Regions from separate parts of the Mus musculus genome. Here region 1 is linked to region 2. The links are chromatin loops, found by intact Hi-C in ENCODE. Cell type or tissue: left cerebral cortex. All regions are shown on one strand. Links, peaks and the distances in the headings refer to the core of each region. The heading gives the core; the rest is flanking DNA.

Region 1 (10,087 bases), core at 1,390-9,389, 75 kb before region 2:
AGAGCTACATTCTGATCCATAGGCAGAGAGAAAGACACTGGGCCTGGCATGGGCTTTTGAAACCTGAAGACCCCGCCCCCTCCACTAGTGACACACCCCCTCCAGCCAGGCCACACCTCCTCAAACCAAGTCATATGTCCTCCAATAAAGCCATACCTCCTCCAACATGGCCACGCCTCCTCCAACAAGGCCACGCCTCCTAATCCCTCTCAAATTGTCTACTCACTGATGATGAAACATTCAAATATATGAGCCTGTGGGGCCATTCAAGCCACCACACCTGCGATCCCAGCCTTCCAGACCATCAAGAAAATGTTATGATAAAACAACAACAACAGAAGAACCGAGACAAAAAGAAATGGGGTTGGAGTGACAACAGGGAAACACAGTTCTCACCTCAAAAGGAAAAGGAGATAGTTTATTCTAAAGCCAGGTACGAATGACTGTGCCCCAGGTTTGGAATTTCAGGTGTCCTCAAAACTCCACATTTCAACCTAGTAAGATGACATGAAAAAAAATTTTTTTAAAGATTTATTTATGCCAGGCAGGGTTGGCACATGTCTTTAATCCCAGCACTCGGGAGGCAGAGGCAGGCGGATTTCTGAGTTTGAGGCCAGCCTGGTCTACAAAGTGAGTTCCAGGACAGCCAGGGCTACACAGAGAAACCCTGTCTCGAAAAACAAAACAAAACAGAACAAAACAAAAATTTTTTTCAGGGTCTAGAGAGATGGCTCAGAGGTTAAGGGCACAATCTATTCTTCTGGAGGTCCTGAGTTCAATTCCCAGCAACCACATGAAGACGTCTTGAGAGAGTAGTTCTTGCTCTTCACTATGTGTCTCTGGGATTGAAATCAGGCCCTCAGGCTTGGCGACCTTGGCACCTTAGTATTGAGTCATCCAAACAGCCCAAAGTATTGGTAGTGTGTGTGTGTCTGTGTTTGTGTGTGTGTCTGTGTGTGTGTGTGTCTGTGTGTGTGTGTGTCTGTGTGTGTGTGTGTCTGTGTGTGTGTCTGTGTGTGTCTGTGTATGTGTCTGTGTGTGTATATGTATGTGTATGTGTGTGCATATGTATGTGTGTGCATATGTGTGTGTATTTATATGTATGTGTGTGCATATGTATGTCTGTGTGTGTGTGTATAAAATATATGATACCACACAGTCCTGATGGGCTTTGAACTTGCCATGTAGATCAGGCCGGCCTGGAACTCGAGGATCTGCCTGTCTCTGCCCACCAGGTACTGGGGTGAACGATGTCTACCACTAAATCTTGTGATAGATTTTTTTTCCCTGCTACCAGGGAATGAATGGAGCCTAAGACCTCAAGAGGCTGGCTGAGAGCTCAACCTCAGAGTTGTAGCCCACAGCGCAAGCCTTTCACCATGTAAAAGGTCTCATCCTAAGGCAGTTGACCCTCAGGCATTCGCCTACTGTGACGTGGGGGTTATACCCCACGGGGCCCAGGCTCCAAACCCCACCATATTTCCTGTCGGCTCCTTAGACACAGCCATGCAGCCTGAGTAAACAGGGGAGGGCTCCCACCGGGTGGCATTTCAACTGAGACAACAAAAAGTTTACAGACAAGGAGGGGAAAGACCAAGAGAGAACAGGGCCAGAGCTTGCCCTGCAGCCAGACGGCCTTCTAGGGAGGGGTGCTGTCAGAGCAGCTGCAGGCTGGAGCTCCAGCGGTGCTGGACCGGGCATCCTGGCGCCTCTGCTGCCTGTGCTCTTCTGACAGTGACCTCTCTGCCTGGTACGACACATGCTCAAGTTCAAAGACTCTATTTGCCTTCCTGGGGCAATAACCCAGGAATAGGTGAGAAGAGCCTAGGACTTTCCCACAGGCCAGAGGGCAGGTCTGTAGCAGCCCGAAGGTTGGCTGAGGTTGGCACCAGGCCTAGCAGGGGTGTGACCGGGAGGCCAATGACCTTCACAGAACCCCAGCTCAGCATTGGTTTAGCAGGCCAGTGGGTGGGTTAGAGGGGCAGCTCTCTGAGAATCTGAGCTATGGGGCTCTTAACCAGTGTGACCAGCCAGAGCCCCAGGCTATTCCTCTCAGAGCCAAGGCTACATCTCACTGAGCATAGGGCTGCCAATGAAAGGAAGGTCTTGGCCCCAGTGTAGAGGCAGACAAACAAGGCAGCCATGAGCAGTTACTGTCCACACCAGGCTGCACCTAAATCCCAGTCACGACAGTGGCTTGCTGTGTGACATCTTGGCTTCTCTGTGTCTTTTGGACATACTGGTATCTGCTGGCATGACTGATAAGGAATTAAGGAAACAACAGTATCACACCTATAGGAAGAGCTCAGAGTCAAGCGGGCAGATCTGAAGCACTCTTTTTATTGTGTCTTTTGTTAACAGCCCTAAGCCTTGGCAGGTGAAAGCCTGTTTCTGCCACCAGGCCCAACTCAGACTTCTGTCTGCACCAGGAGGCCACCTCTTGCCACCTCTGCCACATTATCTTTGTCCACCTGCCATCAGCTCAGTGTGGGTCAAAGCACAGGCCTCCTGGTTCAGGGGCTTCCACCCTAGGCCAATCAACTGCCCAACCACCCTTAAGCAGCCAAGCCGATTCTCTTCCAAAGGAAACCCTCCCATGAACTATTTTATTTTATTTTATTTACTGTATTTTTTGAGACTAGGTTTCTCTGTGTAGCCCTGGCTCTGTCCTGCAACTCACTCTGTAGATCAGGCTGGCCTGGAACTCACAGAGCTCCACCTGCCTCTGCTTCTCAAGTGCTGGGATTAAAGGCTTGTGCCACCACCCCTGGCTGACTTAGTTTTAAATGTTTATTTATAGTTCTCTGTGTGTGTGTGTGTGTGTGTGTGTGTGTGTGTGTGACTCCGTGCATGTGGAAGTCAGAGGACTTTCTTCCATCTTTACATGACTCCGATGGACCTAGCTCAGGCTGAAAAGCACCTTATACTGCCAAGCCATCTCCCCAACCCTTTCCTCCACTTCCCAACACGGCCCGGGTGAACTTATTGGCATTTTTCCTGAGGGGCTGGAAAGAAGGCTCAGCTGTTAGGAGCGCTTGTCGCTCTTGCAGAGGACATGGGTCCCATTCCCAGCACCGGCACAGTGGCTCACACCCACCGGGAACTCCCGTTTCAGAGGATCTGAAGCCCTTGTCTGACTTTTGGGGACGAGAGATTTGGATGCACAATCATGGTGGGCCTGGAACTGGCCAGTCACAGCAGGATGACCTTGAACTTGCAATGCCTTCTGAATGGCAGATCCAGAAGCCCAATACTCGTGCTTCCCCTCTCCCTTTTGACAGAGTCTGGCCAGATTGGCCAGATTGGCCAGATTGGATTACAAGCAGGTATGGGCTCTCACACTATTGGTGACCCTGCGGTGTGGCTGGAGACAGCTCTATACTGCCCCCTGCAGTCTGCAGCCTTAGTTCTTTCCAGAGACTTCCTCTCAGGTAAATCCAGGAAGAATTCTTTTTCTTTTCTGCTTTCGAGACAAGGCTGACCTCTGATGTAGCCCAGGCTGGCCTCTGATGTAGCCCAGGCTGGCCTCAATCTCACTAAACAGCCGGGGATGATGACCTTTGACCCTCTGGTCCTTTTAGCTCAGTCTCCCCAGGACTAGGGCTTAAACTTTCATGTACTTGAGCAAGCACTCTGCCAACCGAACTATATGCTCAGTCCCAAGATTCGAAAGGAACAGGACATTTATTTACTGTGTGTGGGAGGCATACATGCCACCACAAGGCACATATATGGTGACTGAAGAACAAAGTTGTTGGTTTTTTTTTTTTCCCCACCATGTGGTCCCAGGTGAAGCTTAGCCCCTCAGTCTTGGTGGCAGGCCCATTTAACCCACAAGCACTACCAGCCTAGGCCCAGGACTTTTGGCCTGGCCACAGAAAAAAAAATTCAAGATGAGTATGACGAGGTCGTTTTCCTGTGTTTTGTGTTTGACACTTTGGTGTATGCATACACACATGTGCAGGCCACAGAGCAGCTTTCAGGAGTTAGTTCTGTTCCGTAGGGCTTGGCATTGGCCCCTTTACCTCCTGAGCCAACTCACTGGTCCCTTAGAAGTTTTCTTTAAGAGAGGCACCAGGAAAGGGTAAAACACCTGTGAACACTTGGCTGTGAGCTTAAGAGAGCTGGGCTGCTTTTAGAAACCCCAGCTACCTGCTGCCCCTGACTTCTGAAGGCAGGGCTCACAGTGCGGCTAAGGAATTTCTTGGGTGGTTGGGCCCTGATGTGCCAAGGATGGTGGGACTGTAGCCGAGGAGATGAAACTCTCTTTCCCAGGGGCTGCACGGGAAACTTGGGTGCTTTCTCTAACAGAAATCTGTCTTTTTGGGAAAGTCCCAGGAAATGTGTGAGTGGGGAGCGAGGTCATGCTCTCAGTAATCTGTCTGTGCTCAGGCCTTAAGAACACTTTACTGGGGCTGGAGAGATGGCTCAGCGGTTAAGAGTACTGACTGCTCTTCTGAAGGTCCTGAGTTCAAATCCCAGCAACCACATGGTGGCTCACAACCATCCGTAATGAGATCTGATGCCCTCTTCTGGTGTGTCTGAAGACAGCTACAGTGTACTTACATATAATAAATAAATCTTTAAAAAAAAAAAAAAAGAGGACATCTTACTGCTGGGAGGTGCAGAGACGGGCTCCACAGCAGGTGGAATAGCCTATCTACTTCATAAGCCAAGCCTGAAGACCTGAGTTCAGGACCTAGAACCCAGAGGTAGGATAGAAATGACTCCACAAGTGTCCTCTGACCACCACATGCAGGCCCCAGTATACTATTTTTAAAATTTTTCTATTGATATGTATGGGTGTTTTGCCTGTATGTACATATATTTATGCAGTATGTACATGCAGTACCTGCAATGGCCAGTAGGTGGTACCAAATCCCCTGGAACAGCTCATTGCGAGCCACCAGGTGGTGCTGGTACTTGAAGCCAGGACCTCTGGAAGAGAGACCAGGGTTCTTATCCACTGAGCCATCTCTCTAGCCCTTTGTTTACTATTACCACCCTTTGAGACAGGGTCTTTTATGTAGTCCCAGCTGGCTCTGGAACTTATTCTGTAAACCAGGCTGGCCTCAAACCCAGGAGATCCATCTGTCTCTGCCTCCAGAGTACTGGGATTAAAGGTACATGCCACCACTCAGCCGGTTCAAGCCTTCTCAAGTTCTTTGTTTTTAAAAATTCCATTTATTTGGGATGTGTGTCTTGGGATTTCTACTGCTTCAAGGAAACACCATGATCAAACAACTTGGGGAGAAAATGATTTATTTGGCCATAAACTTCCACAGCACGGTCCATCATCAAAGGAAGTCAGGACAGGAACCCAAGCAGGGCAGGAACCTGGAGGCAGGAGCTGAAGCAGAGGCCATGGAAGGGTGCTGCTTACTGGTCTGCTCAAACTGCTTTCTTATGGAACTGAGGTCCACCAGCCCAGGGATGGCCCCACCCACAATGGGCTGGGCCATTCTCCAAAAATCACTAATTAAGAAAATGCCCTACAGCAGAATCTTATGGAGACATTTCCTCCATTGATGGTCTCTCTCTCTCCATGATTCTAGCTTTTGTCAAGTTGACAAAGAATCCAGCAGTGTGTGTGCATGTCATATCCATGTGTGGAGAATTTGCAAGGGTCAGTTCTCTCTCACCATGTGTGTCACAGAAACTAAGCTAAGGTCATTCGGCTGGTGGCATGAGCTGTTACCCAGAATCATCTCAGCAGTCTTAGTTTTAATATCCATATATGAAAATTTTTTTACGTGGGCAGCCTTCTTGGCACACATTAATTGTGCTGGAATTTTTGTTCTCAGCTAATGTGTGAGGCTTCCCTTGTTCGTTTAATTTTATCTTGCCTTATACCTGGCTTTCCTAGTTCCTTTGTATAGTCTGAACCCCACAAGGTACATCTCAGCATACAGTAGGTCTCTACAGAGAACTTGGGCATGTTAGCTGAATGGAAGACCACCTGCCTGCCATATGTGTTGCCCTAGGTTCCACCCCTGTACAGAAGTAGACAGATGCCTGAATGGGGGTGGGGAGGGGTGTCTCTCACCCTCCAGTCCCAACTGCTCAAGAGGATGAGACAGAAGGATCGTTCTTTGGGAAAGTGACATATCTGTTAAGCGTTATTAAGTGGGGGGGGGGGGGGGAACTACCTAGGGTGGAAGGGGCCCTGAAGGAGAACACCCAGAAGGTCCCATAAAGACCTCAGCAGTACCAGGCCAGTTTTAAGCAATACAGACTAGACAGTTCAAGTTATCTTCGGTGTTGAAAGCCCAGTGGGCAATGCGCTTGCTACGCAAGCACGAGGACCTCAGTTGGTATTCCCAACATCCACACAGAAGCCAGGGATAGCTGTTGGCATCTGTAACCATAGGGACAGGGAGACTGAGAAGGAGGATCCCTGGGAGTTGTTGGCTAGCCACTATGTCGCGTCCCTAGTTTCAGGTTCACTGTCTCATAACTAAGGTGGAGCGTGAGTAAGGAAGACATCTGATAACCTGGGACCTCCTAATGTACCCCACCCACCCCCGCACACACAAAGGTTAAGAAAAATTTGTTGGGATAGTTCAATGAGTAAAGGCGGTGCCGCCAACCCGTATTACCAGAGTTCAATGCCGAGGACCAACACGGAGGAAGGCGAGAATGAAACCCCTCAAGTTGTCCTGGATCTCATTTTCACATCTACCACACCAACCAATAAACCAATGGGGAATGTCCAACCTCTGCCTTGCTAGCTCTCAACTTTTATAATCGGAGTAAGTACACTGTCTAGCGTTTCAAAGACCCTCTGTCTACTCTCCCCACAGCAGGGGAAACTGAGGCCGCCTCGGAACGCGCCTGCGGACTCCCTCCGCTCCGCACAGCCGGCCCGGACGCCCAGAGAAACCACTTTCCCCCATTCTGAGCCCTGGGATTCTCACGCGGGGCGGACGGCTTGGCTCACAGCTGAGTCACCCAGATCTCAAAAGTTTCCTCCAAATCTTTCCCGCCCGGGGACCGGAAAAAAAAAAAAAAAAAAAAGTCCGGATGTCCCAAGGCCAGATCGTCACACAGCCTGGCCGGAAAAAGCCCACAGAAAGCCCCAGAGGTCGTCCCACTCCCAGGCCACAGAGAGGACAGCGCAGAGGGTCGCCCTGGGAGGCCAAGCCCCGCCCCTGCCCGCAGCGGAAACCGGAAGCAGCCGCCGGCCCCGCTAGCCCTGCGGCGCCGAACTCTGTAGTCTCGGAAGCTCGCAGGATAGGGGAGAAGATGGCGGAGGAGGAGTGAGTGCGCGGCTTCGGGTAGCGGAGGCGGCAGGGCCGGGCCGGCGGGCGACAGCGGGCCTGGAGCGCCCGGGTGGAGTGGCGCGGGCCCACCTAGCCAGGGTTGGCGGGGGGCGGGATGAGAACATGGGCCCTGAGGCCTCCCGGAGGTCCGACATTGCTGACCACGCGCAGGCCTGGCGGAAGCCGCGAACGTCCTTCCTGCTCCCGGTTTCCGGTTATCTCAGGGTTCCCTGGCTCTCCTCCTCCTGATCCAGGAAGTTCTCCCGTTGCCACGAGCAGCCCCTGGCATCCCCCGTAACCATCAGCAACCTTCATTGTTCTTGTCTGCCCCCAGCAGGTTTCTTTGATTCATTGACTGCTAGTTGACCGTTTTTCTCGGCCCTGGGCGTCAGGAGCCGCCCGCAGGGAGCCGCCACGAGGCTTTAGTGGGAGACTTTTGTGTGGACTGGGTGTTTTTGGACCTTGCCAGATGCTTGGATGGAAATTGGGTAGCATGAGGGAAGAGGAGCCCACCCTAGGTGGGAGAAAGACGTCTCGTGACCCGCAGCTTGAAATCTTAGAGGAGAGATGGGGAAGATGACGTGTTAAAAAGGCCCGAGTCCATCTTCATGCTTGGCAGGACACTGTTGTGTGTTACAAATTCTCTCTTTGAAATGAGCCCCAGAAAATTAACAAGGAACCCCTTAATTGATACCGAACTTTAACTAAGAGCATTTCAGGTAGCTCTTCGGCCACTGAGGAGCGAAAGTCATTAGATCTTGTTGTGTAGCTGTACTGTCCCAGACATTCACATAGTCTCAGCAGGACAAGATAAAAGAGGTAATACAGAGCCAAATGCTTTGAGATGTGGGCTTGAAGCTTGATCAGTTTATGGGGTCCTGGAATGAGGCAGTGCTCAGTGGTCACAATTCCATCACTACTACATTAGTTTACAGACCTAACCTTAAGAGCACAGGCGGAAGCCTTGCATAGAGTGGGATGTTCCAGAGCAGGAAACTTGAGCCATTTGAGATTCCAGAAGGGTTTGGTAGGGTAGGTTAGGGCATTCTAGGGAGAAAAACGGGGCAGATTCAGCTGACTTGGTCAGTTAAAGGCTGGAATCTTGCCCACCATTCCTGAGGTCAATCCCTAGTTTAGTCAAACACACACACTGCACCCAAAATTCAAGGAGATTGTAGACTAGGAAAGTAAATAATACTGAAACTGGGGTGTAGGGAGACTCCAGTTCCACCCTAGAAGTCTGTTTGTGTTTTTCTTTTTGAGACAGGTTCATGTAGCCCATAAAACTGGTCCTCACTGAGTATCAGTATGTAGGCCAGGGTGACCTTGGTCTTGAACTCTTAGCTTTCCTGCATCTGTCTCCCAAGTGCAGAGATTACAGGCATGGATTAACATACCCTGCTACCCTCGTTAAGTTCAAGGGGCAGAGAGCATCCTCCTCCCCCCAACCCCAGACAAGGTTTCTCTGTGTAGATCTGACTATCCTGGAACTTGCTCTGCTGGCCTCCAGCTCAAAGAGATCTGCCTCTGTTTTTTGAGTACTGGGGTTAAAGACATGTACCACCACACCCACACCTGCCTGCCTTTGTTTTCTGTTGTTTTGGGTGGGGAGAAAGGGATTGCAGGTGATCTAGAGTCTGCTGCATGCCGGGCAGGTGCTCTACTCATTTACATAAGACAGGGTTTCACTGTGCAGTTCTGGTTGGCCTGGAATGCTTCCTTGATAGGCCGAAAACTTGTTGGCATTGATTAAGGCATGTGCCGCTGTGCCCACCCCTTTTACTTTATAGTTGAGACAGGGTCTCTCACTAAGTTAGTGAGACCTGGGCTGGCCTTGAGCTCGCTAGCCCCTGCCAGCTTTGAACTTATGATCCTGTTGCCTAGCCAACTGTTCCGTAACCCCAGGCTTTACATTTTTGTTCGCCTATGCTAACATGTAGCTCAAGCTGGTATTGTAGCTGAAAATGCCCTCGAACTCTTGATCCTTCTCCTTTTCCTCCTCTGTGCTGGGACTATAGGCCTGGACCACACAGCTGGTTTATACAGTACTGAAGATCAAACTCAGGGCTTCCTGCAGGCAATACCAGCTGAGCTGCATCCCTGGCCTTAGCCTTTTGTAACTCTTTCTCTATAGCCCTGACCCCTCTCCTCTCTTCCTGACCTCTGGGTGGATGACTGTAGTTTAAGATAATAGAAGTCTCTGGTGTGCTTTGTAGGCAGGAGTTCCTCCCTCTTCAAGGCCTGTCTGCTGTTTGCACCATCAGGGTTTTCTCACAGTTCAGGGTGTATGTTTTGTTTCCTTGGCCCTTTTCTTTATCTGAATGCCGCATGTATATCTATCTCCCAACAGGTTCTCCAACACAACCCATGAGACCTTCAACTTCACCCTTCACACCACCTTGGGTGTCACCACGAAGCTGGTGCTGCCGACACCTGCCAAGCCTATCCTTCCGGTGCAGACGGGAGAGCAGGCCCAGCAGGAGGAGCAGTCGAGCGGCATGACCATTTTCTTCAGCCTCCTCGTCCTAGGTGAATAAGCCCACAGGGGTCTGACGTCAGGCCTAGCAGTTCCAGAGAGCAATGTCTTAGCTTTTGAAAGAAGAAACTTTTTTTTTAAGACAGCATCTCTCCTAAGTCCAGCCCTGACAGGCATGGAACTCACTTTGTAGACCAGGATGGCTCAGACTCACAGAGATCCACCTGCCTTTGCCCCCCATTTCCTGGGATGAAAGCTGTGTGCTACCATTGCCTGGCCTAGAAAGAGCTTCCTTTCTGGAGGATGTGGTGCCGTGTGCTTGAAGTCGCATTGGTGGAGCCTGTGGATC
Region 2 (10,087 bases), core at 804-8,803:
TCCTAAAAAAAATGTGTGTGCGTGGTGGGAGAGGTGTGGAGAGATTGCTCAATGGTTAAAAGCACTGTCTGCTTTTACAGAGAACCTGGATTTAATTCCCAGAACCCACATGGGGGCTTACAACAGCCTGTAACTCTAGCCCCAGGGAATCTGACACTCTTTTAGAGACTCACAGTCCAAACATGCATGAAAACAAAATACCCAATCACATAAAATAAAAATAATGAAAGAAAATTTAAAGTGGAAAGATTAAGAGAAAGTCATGCAATCTCTGGCTTCCTCTTTGGCTAGATGCACAGGTGTGAACACCAGAAAACAACCACACAAAGCGGGGTAAGAGAATGAAACAGTGAACAAGGGCCTACTACGTTCCAAGTGGCACGACAGGCTCCCCAGTTTAATCACATCTGCCACTGCATCCTTGAAGCAATTGGGGAAACAGAGGCTCAGCTGCAATCAATGTCTCTGGCAGAGCCAAAAGGGCCAACAGGCCCCAAGAACTGACTTCCTCTCATTCAGCTCACTTGTTTCTGGCTACAATTGGTACCAATTACAAAGGGGTCACCACAAGCAGGCCCCGTGCCAGCTGCTCAAAAATCAGTAAGATCCATAGGATGACTCTAATATTTCAGAAGAAACTGAAGTCACAGGGCCAAGAAGGAGCGGATCTGAGACCTGGATTTGAATCTAACCCTAGGCAAAAGCCATCTTCTTGCTGCATCTTCTGGACTGGGCTCCTTGAGAGGCTTGGTCAGTCAAAACGCCCTATGGCTGGGAAGCAAAGTCTGGTAGTAGCAAAACTGCCATCTTCCCACACCAATCTCTTTGTGATGTAAGCTCAAAAGCCCAGGAGAAAGGCTGGCCAGAGACCAGCCAGCAGTGAGGCAGTTACATCATCCCTGCTGAATAAGAATACAGGCTGCCTTGTGGCTGGCCCTAACTGCTGTCTTTTCTGAGCACAGAGCCAGCAATTTATTCCCAACACTCTAGAAAACACAACAAAAAACACGTTCTTTGCTAAACACAGCCTGGTTACTGGAGAGCAAGACAGCCCAGAGACAGAAGCTGTTAATTTCTCCAAGCAACCCAATGACTGGAATGCCAAGCCATACCAGGCTGGCAGGGGGAAAAAAATAAAGCTCTGTGAATATCCGGAACACATAAGCAGAAGGATGCTTAGTGCCATCGGCTCTGGGTGGCACCTCCTGCACTTATCTGGGCCCCTTTGTAAAGCAATTCAGTGAAGACGAGGCTGGCGCACAGTCGCCAGGACCCAGTGTGGAAAGCTGAACGCATTTAAAATTCAGCTAAACAGAACCAAAATAATCCGGGAAGGAGAGCAATGGTTCACCTTTATCTTTGCTGGCCCACTCAAGAAAAATAAGCCCCGTGGCAACGCTGAAATGCATTCCCTCTCTATACTGGCACATGCTATTTGGGTCCCAGTTCTCCAACTACATGTTTACACATCCCTGATCCAGCTTCAGTCTCCACACAGGATCAGGGATGTGGCTCTACCACCGTTCCCTCCTCCCAACCTCTATGCATTCATTCTAAGCAAGAGGCTCCCAGATCCACCCCTGGCATCTCCTACTGGCTGTAAAACAATACAAGGGCCCTACACCCCTACTAGCCTACAGAAACACTGCCACCGGGGCCTTCCAAAGCTCTGAAAACAACCTTGGCTGTGCTGGAGCCTGGCTTCCCTCCCCGGAGAGCCTCTCTCGGTTCTGAAGGGAGCCAAGTCCCCTCTCTACAGGGAATGTAAACCTGTGGCGGCTACTCCAAGCTCTGCGAGCCGTCTTCCTCTGACCGACATGGCAGCGGGGAAAACGCCCAAGCTCAAAGGAAGGAGTTCCCACTGGTGGTGTCTTTTGTCGGTGGTGCTGGGGACTAGGGTCAGAACCCAGGGCATCGCACAAACTGGGCAAGCTCTCGCAAACGCCCCTCCGTCTGTCACTGAAATACCGGGACCTGTCATAACATCGCTGCTGCACCCCGACACCGTGCAACACCCGGGTCCTCTTTCCACGCCCACCGCGGGCCCGGAAGGCCGCCGCGTCCCTCCTCCATAGACCGGGAGACCAAGGATCCCGAAGCAGAGCGACTCAGCCAAGGTCACTCGGTAAATCCAAAGCTAGATCAGCCTCCCCTCCCTACTGAGAGCCATAGCGCGGTGCCTGCCCCCGGGGGCGCCGGGGGCGCCGGGGGCGCGTGTGCCATCACCGGGGAGCCAGTGCTGCGACCAGCCGCCCGGAGCCGCCGCGGCCGCGGGACAGAGCCGAGGGCCTGGCCGGTGACAGCGCGCGCAGGGGTCCACCCTCCTGCCCCACCCGCACTCACCCACCGCTGCCTGCCAGGAAAGCGAGCGCCTCCAAAGCACAGGCCCACACGGCCCGGCCGCTCCCGCCGGCTCCGGGAACCGAGAACAGTACCGGGGGCAAAAGCAGCCCGGAAGTATTTGTTCCGGAAGTGACGCACGAAGGCGGGCCCTGAGGAAGGCTGGATCGCGGCTGCGCGCTGGGCCCAGGCGTGAGCGGCGGAAGCCTGTGGCGAGCTGGTGTACGCGAGGAACGGAGAGGCGGCGGCAGTAGGCGGAGGGCAAGCGCTTCTCCGTAGAACCGGACCTCACTCCTAGGGACCGCGGGGAGGCACGAGCGGAACCCGGAAGCAAATTAACTGGAAGTGACGCGCGGAGCTTCACCGACGCTGGCTGGCCGGGTTGTCATGGAAACAGGTTGCTGAGCGAGCGGGGAGATTGGTTTTTGTTTTCTTGGGGTTTTTTTTCACCTCATCAACTTCCCCTTGGTCAGGACAGTGCTGGAGAGCCCGGACTGACAGGAAGACCTGCGATCCCATTTCAATGAAGGAACGACGGAGGTCATGCGAGACTGGAGAGGGCCTTGGGTGTTACTGCTGGCTATGGAGGTTAAGGATGCCGGTGGGGTGGGGTGGCGGGGTCAAAAAGGCTTAGGAGAGGGCTCTGCAGTTTGCACTTGTTGCTTGCAGAGTACCTGGGTTCCGTTCCCAGCACCCACGTGGCGGGTTACAACCATCCATTAACACCAGTACCAGCGGATCTGACCTCTCACCTCCACGGTTATCTGGCATGTACGTGATGCACATAGGTAGATTCAGGCAACATGCTCATATAGGTAAAAGGAAATTGCTACATAGGGAAACTCTTTCTCAAGTAATAACTGGGCATTATTATTATTAATGGAAATAGTAGATTCCTATTAATTCATAGACGACCTCACTGTGTGGTTCTGTAATCCTAACTATTTGGAAAGCTGAGTCAGGAGGAGTGTGAGTTTAAAGCTAGGGTGAGTAACTTATCGAGCTCCTCCCTCAAAAAAATAAATAAATAAATAAAAGGTTGGAGCTGCAGCCCAGTCCTAGAACCCTTGTCTAGATTGTGTGTATTTCCTGGGTTCCATTCCAAACAAGGAAAAAAAGAGGGTGGGGAGACACCCAGTGTGGACTTAACTGGCTACTAGCAGTGTGTCCTTGATCTTGCCACTTAGTCTCTGACCTGCATCATAATACCTGCTAAAAGCAATAGCAACAACAACAATAATAATACCAGCTCCCTGGTGAGATGTAGCCAGAATGAATTACATAGAAACTGCTAGCCAGGCAGTGGTGGTGCATGCCTTTAATCCCAGCACTTGGGAGGCAGAGGCAGGCAGATCTCTGAGTTCGAGGCCAGCCTGGTCTACAGAGTGAGTTCCAGGACAGCCACGGCTATACAGAGAAACCCTGTCTCAAAAAAACCAAAAAGAAAAAAAAAAAAAGAAAAGAAAAGAAAAGAAACTGCTTAGTTGGCCGGAGAGATGGCTCAGTGGTTAAGAGCAATGACTGCTCTTTGGAAGGTCCTTAGTTCAAATTTGAGCAACCACATGGTGGCTCACAACCATCCGTAATGAGATCTGATGCCCTCTTCTGGTGTGTCTTGAAGACAGCTAGTGTACTTACATATAATAATAAATAAATCTTTGGGCCAGAGTGAGCAGAGGTCCTGAGTTCAATTCCCAGCAACCACAAGATGGCTCACAACCATCTGTACAGCTACAGTGTACTCATATACATAAAATAAGTAAATAAATCATTTTTAAAAATTAAAAAAAAAAGAAACTACTTAGTGGGGCTGGAGAGATGGCTCAGTGGTTAAGAGCACTGCCTGCGGTTCCAGAGGTCTTGAGTTCAATTCCCAGCAACCACATGAAGAAGCTCATAGCCATCTATAATGGGATCTGATGCCCTCTTCTGGCATGCAGGTGTACACTCATAAATCTTTAAAATAATAATAATAGAAACTGCTTAGTTCACAGTGAGCACAGGCACCAAGGCCCTAAAGGACTTGATGTTAGAGATGGGTAGTCTAGGTCAGTCAAGAGCTTGGTGTTAACCTGCTGGCCTGGAACTCATTTGCAGTCCAGGCTACTCTTCGACTCGTGGAGCTCAGCCTGCCTCTTATCTCCTGAATGAAGCTGGAGTTTTAGTTCCCTAATCATGGAAACCAGGTGGGCAAAACAATCGCTGATTTTCCTGCAGGACCTGCACAGTCTACACCTGCTGACAGCTTGCCACCTGACTCTTCACAGCTTTCTCTAAACCCCTAATTGCCACATTTAGTGGCAACTCCCTGAGATGAACTGCAGAGGACCTGGGTTCCCCAGATCCACATGCCAGACCCAGGGAATTAGACACCCGCTGGCTGGCTGGCCTCTGAGGGCATTGCACACATGTGGTGCACAGACATACATTCAGACCAAAAAAAAAAAAATGTTCATACACACAAAATAATTTTTTGTTGTTTTTGTGAGAGAGGGTTTCTCTGTGTAGCCCTGGCTGTCCAGGAACTCACTCTGTAGACCAGGCTGGCCTCGAACTCAGAAATCTGCCTGCCTCTGCCTCCCAAGTGCTGGGATTAAAGGCATGCACCACCACTACCCAGCTACAAAATAAGTTTTAAAATGTAAGACATTAAGCATCATTTGTCATTGACTGGACTTTTGGTTTTTTTCTTTTTTTCAAGACAGTCTCTCTGTAGCCCTGGCTGTCCTGCCTGGAACTCACTCTGTAGACCAGGCTAGGCTCAAACTCAGAGAGAGCCACCTGCCTCTGCCTCCTGAGTACTGGGATTAAAGGTGCGCACCACTACATCTCGCTTTTTCATCCCTCTGGCCTCCCCATCCCTGATACCAGGCTGTAGATGCCCTACCCAGCACCTCTCCCTGTCTTGCTTACTGGTGTCCAGCCTCAACTCAGTCCTGTTTTCTTTCTGAAGTTCTGATTTGTCCAGCCAGAGGTCTAGGGCCTGTCTCTTGTGGCTCCTCACAGCACCCATAGATAATCTGATGTCAGCTCTCAGCACAGCAGGTCACATATGTATTCATCCGAGGTCTGCGCCAGGCTCTGAGTTCCTCTCCATCTTCTTCCCCAGGAGCTGCGTGCATGTCTGACTGGGGGCAGTCCAGCTGGAGCTCTTTGACTGCAGTAGTCACTCTCTGAGAGCCATGGCAGTACCAACAGTATAGTGCCAGTGGCTTCTCAGAAGCTTCGTGTGATCCACATGCGAGCGTAGGGGCAGAGCCTGTACTGCTTTCTTAAGTGAGCCGATTCCATTCCTAGCTCTCACCAGGCTTCTCATAACCGTAACTCCAACTCCAGGGGATCCAACACTTTTGCCTTTGATTCAGAGAGCACCTGCACTCACAGGGCAGACACATACACATAATTTAAAAAGAAAAAATTAACTTTTAAAGAGGCTTAGGAATGGTGGCAACATCCCTTTAACCTCAGCGCTCAGGAGGCAGAGGCAGGTGGGTCTCTCTGAGTTCTGGGACAGCCATGGCTACATGGAGAAGTCCTGTCTTTAAAAACAACAAAAACCCTTTTAAGAGCCAGGAGTGGTGGTGCCTGCCTGTAAACTCAGGGCTCAGTAGATGGGGAAGGAGAATCAGGAGTTCAAGGCTATCCTTGCCTACAGAATAAGTTGGGGCCAGCCTGAGTTACATTGAGACCTGTCCCAGCCCCACCCCCCAACAATGAAAGGGGAAAAGAAAGCACTCTGAGTCAGTGATGGCAGTGTGACAAGCTTGTATTTCACACAAGGCTGCGGAAAAGTCCCTTCCACCTCTGTGGTTCTGTGACAGCCAAGAGGGAACCCCGGGGATGGAAACGCCTGACATTTCCTGTCAGAAAGACTGACAGTCTCAAGAGAGATACACTTCTCATCTTTTACACGAATGAAGACTGCTGACTTCTGTGCTCAGTATCCAGACTTCATTACATAAGGATCCATCCGCAAGTTACATAATGGCCACGTGATAACAGGCAGGCACCGTCACTCTTTAGGAGCCAACTCTACCTACCTCTTTCTATACTTTTCTTTCATAAATCACAAAAGTAGCATACAGAACAAGGGCCAAAAGAGTAAGAGTAGTTACCCCGTGACCCCTGCCGTGGGCTTCCTTGGCTTCTGTGAGGATAACACAGCACAAGAAGCTGTGTGATTACAGTAGTAAACAGTCAGCTCTCAATGGCAGACGGTGAGCGGTGTAGCCGCCAAGCCAACCTGTACCTGCAGAGGACGGTGGAGCTCTACACAGTGCCTCAAAACATACTCCAAGCAAGAGACACTGTGATGACAACAACAACAAAAAAGCATCAGCCATCGTCAAAGTATCGAAAACCAACCTGAGACAGGAATGTGGGATCAGATGCCTGTTTCCCCAGTCGTTCCCATCCCCGCCCTTGGGAGGCTGAAGCAGGAGAATGGCTGTGAGTTCAGTACGAGTCTGAGACCTACATAGTGTGTAGTAAGTAGTCTGGTTTGGAGGGACTGGGAGGCACTCAACAGTTAAGAACCCTTGCTGTTCTCCCAGAGGACCAGAGTTCAGTTCCCAGCACCTACACCACACAGCCCACAATCTGGAACTGGAGCTCCAGGGGATCTGATACCCAGCTGCACATAAAAATAGATCTTGTTTTCAATTATTTGTATGCATGTTTTGCCTGCATCTATGTGCACCATGTTATGCAGTACCCACAGAGACCAAAAGAGGGCAGGGTGTTCACACCCTCTGGAACTGGAATTGCAGACTGCTGTGAGGCGTGGGCCATCACTGCTCAGCCAATATTAATTTTTATGTGTAAGAGTATGCATGTGCTGGGCAGTGGTGGCGCACGCCTTTAATCCCAGCACTTGGGAGGCAGAGGCGGGTGGATTTCTGAGTTCGAGGCCAGCCTGGTCTACAGAGTGAGTTCCAGGACAGCTAGGGCTACACAGAGAAACCCTGTCTTGAAAAACAAACAAACAAAGAGTATGCAGGTGCCCTTCTGTAAATCTGCACTCATGCCTACAGTGCCAGTAGAGGCTAGAAGGGGGTAGCATCAGTAACTCCTAAACTGGAGTTACTGATCACTGCTAGTCTTCAGGTGCTAGGAATGCCTCCTGAGCCTGTGACAGAGCAGCCAGGTCTCTTAACCACTTAGCTATCTCTAGCCCTGCAGCCCTCTTCACTGCCTCGCCACCTCTTCAGATCCAATAAAAACAAGTCTAAAGAAAAAAGAGAGAACTTACTGGGTACTGTGTTGTGTACTTGTCATCCCAGTACTCAGGAGGCAGAGCAGGAGAGTGGCCAGAAATTCTAGGACAGCCAGGGCTGCATAGTAAGACCCTGTCCCCACCCCCACCCCCCCAAAAAACACAGAAAAACAGGGCTATATAGCTCCGCAGTAGAGTGCTTGCCCTCATAGCACAAGACCCCAGGCTCAATCCCCAGTATTTCAAGTAATAAAAGTCTATAGTTTTTGGTTGGGTTTTAAGCATGTGGGCAGGTCTGGCCTGCCTTTCAGCTGGAGGGAAGAAAGCAGTCAGGCAAGAAAAAAACCCAGAGACAAAATCTCAGCTGCAGGGGAGCACATAACTAGGTGCTAAGGTATAGAGCCTGGCACACACGGGGCTGGACATAGTAGGATCTTCCAGAGTGCTAGCTAGCTCACAGTGTCTAATGAGCCTCTCTGCCTCAGGCTTCTCAACTGTCAGCTTCCGGATGAGATCAGCACTGGCCAGCCAGATGAATACAGGTGACAAGAGATGTCTGCCCAGGCACTCAACAGTAGCTATTGGTATTGGATGTAGGTTGTTAATAGATAGCCCTTCTCACCCAAAACCTGGTTTGTAGCCTCGGCTGACCTAAAATTCTGCCCTCACTTAGGTGATGGATTACAGCTGTGTGCAGCCACCTTCTGAGGGCTTATCGGTTTTGTTTTTTACATTAATTATTGTGTTGGGGTGGGGAAGGGGGAGGTGTCACAGCACAGCAAAGCACAGGTGTGCAGGTGAGAGTACAACCTGGTGGAGTCAGTCCTCACCTCCTACCACCACAGTCCTGGGGATCGCTGAGGTCAAGCACCTAAGCCACCCACTGTGCCAGCCCTCCTTCTGACCTGATTCCCATACCCCTAGAGCAGCCAGGTGGTGGTGGCCCACGCCTTTAATCCCAGCACTTGAGAGGCAGAGGCTGAGTTCGAGGCCAGCCTGGTCTACAGAGTAAGTTCCAGGACAGCCAGGGCTACACAGAGAAACCCTGTCTCAGAAAACCAAAACCAAAACCAAAAAAAAAAAAAAAAAAAGAAAAAAAAAAAAAGAAAAGAAAGAAATAAAGAAAGAAAAGAGCCTAGAGCAGCTGTTTTCAACCTGTGATTGCAACCCCTCTGCTGGCCTGCATATCAGATATGCAGAGAGTGTGCTACCATTCAGCACAGTACCAACATTGATAAAGGAACAAGGAAATGATTCTATGGCTGGGGTCAGTACAGCATGAGGAACTGTATTAAAGGGTCGCAGCGTTAGGATGGTTGAGAAGCACTGGCCTCCAGTCACTCTGCCACGCCCACGCCCACTGCTTGTCCTTACAGTCCCCTTACACTGTGCCCAAGGCTGAGTACTCGCTATGCAGCACCATGCTGTCCCTGAACTCAAGGCAGTTCTCCTACATCGGCCCACTCAGACTGTAGGTGTGAGTCCTGAAACCTGACCATTCCTTTTGATTGAATGAAATATCTCTGACACATCTTTCAGGGACCTTCCCTCTGGACAGTAAGCCTTTTATTTTTTAAAGGTTTTCTTTAAAAATGAGTTATATATATTTGTTTTGTTTTCTGTGTGTTTTGCCTACATGTGTGTATGTGCACTGTGCATGTGCTTGGTGCCCACGGAAGCCAGAAGAGAGCACTGGAAGTGGAGTTAATGGATAGTTGTAAGCTAACATGGAGGTGCTGGGAATTGAACCTGGGTCCTTTACACCAGCAATAATAGCTCTTCTGAGCCATCTCTTCAGCCCCTAAAACTTTTTTAAAAAGATTTAATTTTGTGTGTATAGGTGTTTTGCCTGCATATACTCTGTACAGCACATCTGTGACCAGTGCCCACTGAGGACAGAAGAGGGGGTCAGGTCCCTTAAAGCTGGAGTTAAAGTTGATTGGGAGCTGCCTAATGTGGGTGCTAGGAGCCCAACTCAGGTCGTCTAGAAGAGCAGTAAGTGCTGAGCTGTCTGTCCAGATTGGTGAGCCTCTTTCTTTTCTTTCTTTCTCTCTCTCTTTCTTTCTTCCTTTCTTTCTTTCTTTCTTTCTTTCTTTCTTTCTTTCTTTCTTTCTTAGATTTATTTTATATATATGGGTACACTGTTGCTGTCTTCAGACACACCAGAAGAGGGCATCAGATCCCATTACAGATGGTTGTGAGCCACCATGTGGTTGCTGGGAACTGAACCCAGGACCTCTGGAAGAGCAGTCAGTGCTCTCAACCACTGAGCCATCTCTCCAGCCCCTCTTTTTGTTTTTGCTTTTTATTGTTGTTGCTGTTGGTTATTTGGTTGGTTGGTTTGGTTTGGGGTTTTGAGACAGGGTCTTTTTGTGTAATCCCCTGACTGTCCTGGAACTCACGTTGTAGACCAGGCTGGCTTCAGACTCACAGAGATCCACCTGCCTCTGCCTCCAGGGTGCTGGGATCAAAGGCATGTGCCACCACAGCCCAGCACGCTGAGCCTATCTCTAATAGTAGAAATTGTCTGTT

The links. Peaks named below come from ENCODE experiments on the same cell type or tissue, not always from the same donor. Only the 100,000 strongest peaks of a DNase experiment are listed, where the experiment ranks them.
Region 1: it touches region 2 in a loop (2.2-fold over the local background); 5 of 42 quality-filtered maps call a loop at or near these places.

What each region holds. Positions count from the first base shown.
Region 1 is chr2:167,414,507-167,424,593 of GRCm38, forward strand. It overlaps Slc9a8 (solute carrier family 9 (sodium/hydrogen exchanger), member 8), which reads left to right and starts at 7,204. Exons shown (of 17, transcript NM_148929.3): 1 at 7,204-7,259; 2 at 9,613-9,791. The coding sequence starts at 7,246. In left cerebral cortex, for the core only: CTCF peaks have their summits at 3,394 (motif pointing left), 4,877 (motif pointing right) and 7,651; DNase peaks (open chromatin) are centred at 3,383, 4,866, 6,401, 6,649 and 2 more places; H3K4me3 peaks cover 2,142 bases; H3K27ac peaks cover 1,659 bases.
Region 2 is chr2:167,490,416-167,500,502 of GRCm38, forward strand. It overlaps Spata2 (spermatogenesis associated 2), which reads right to left and starts at 2,459. Exons shown (of 3, transcript NM_170756.2): 1 at 2,344-2,459. It also overlaps a transcript of Rnf114 not described here. In left cerebral cortex, for the core only: CTCF peaks have their summits at 3,985 (motif pointing left), 4,264 (motif pointing left) and 7,068 (motif pointing right); DNase peaks (open chromatin) are centred at 894, 1,666, 2,050, 2,591 and 1 more place; H3K4me3 peaks cover 2,761 bases; H3K27ac peaks cover 3,415 bases.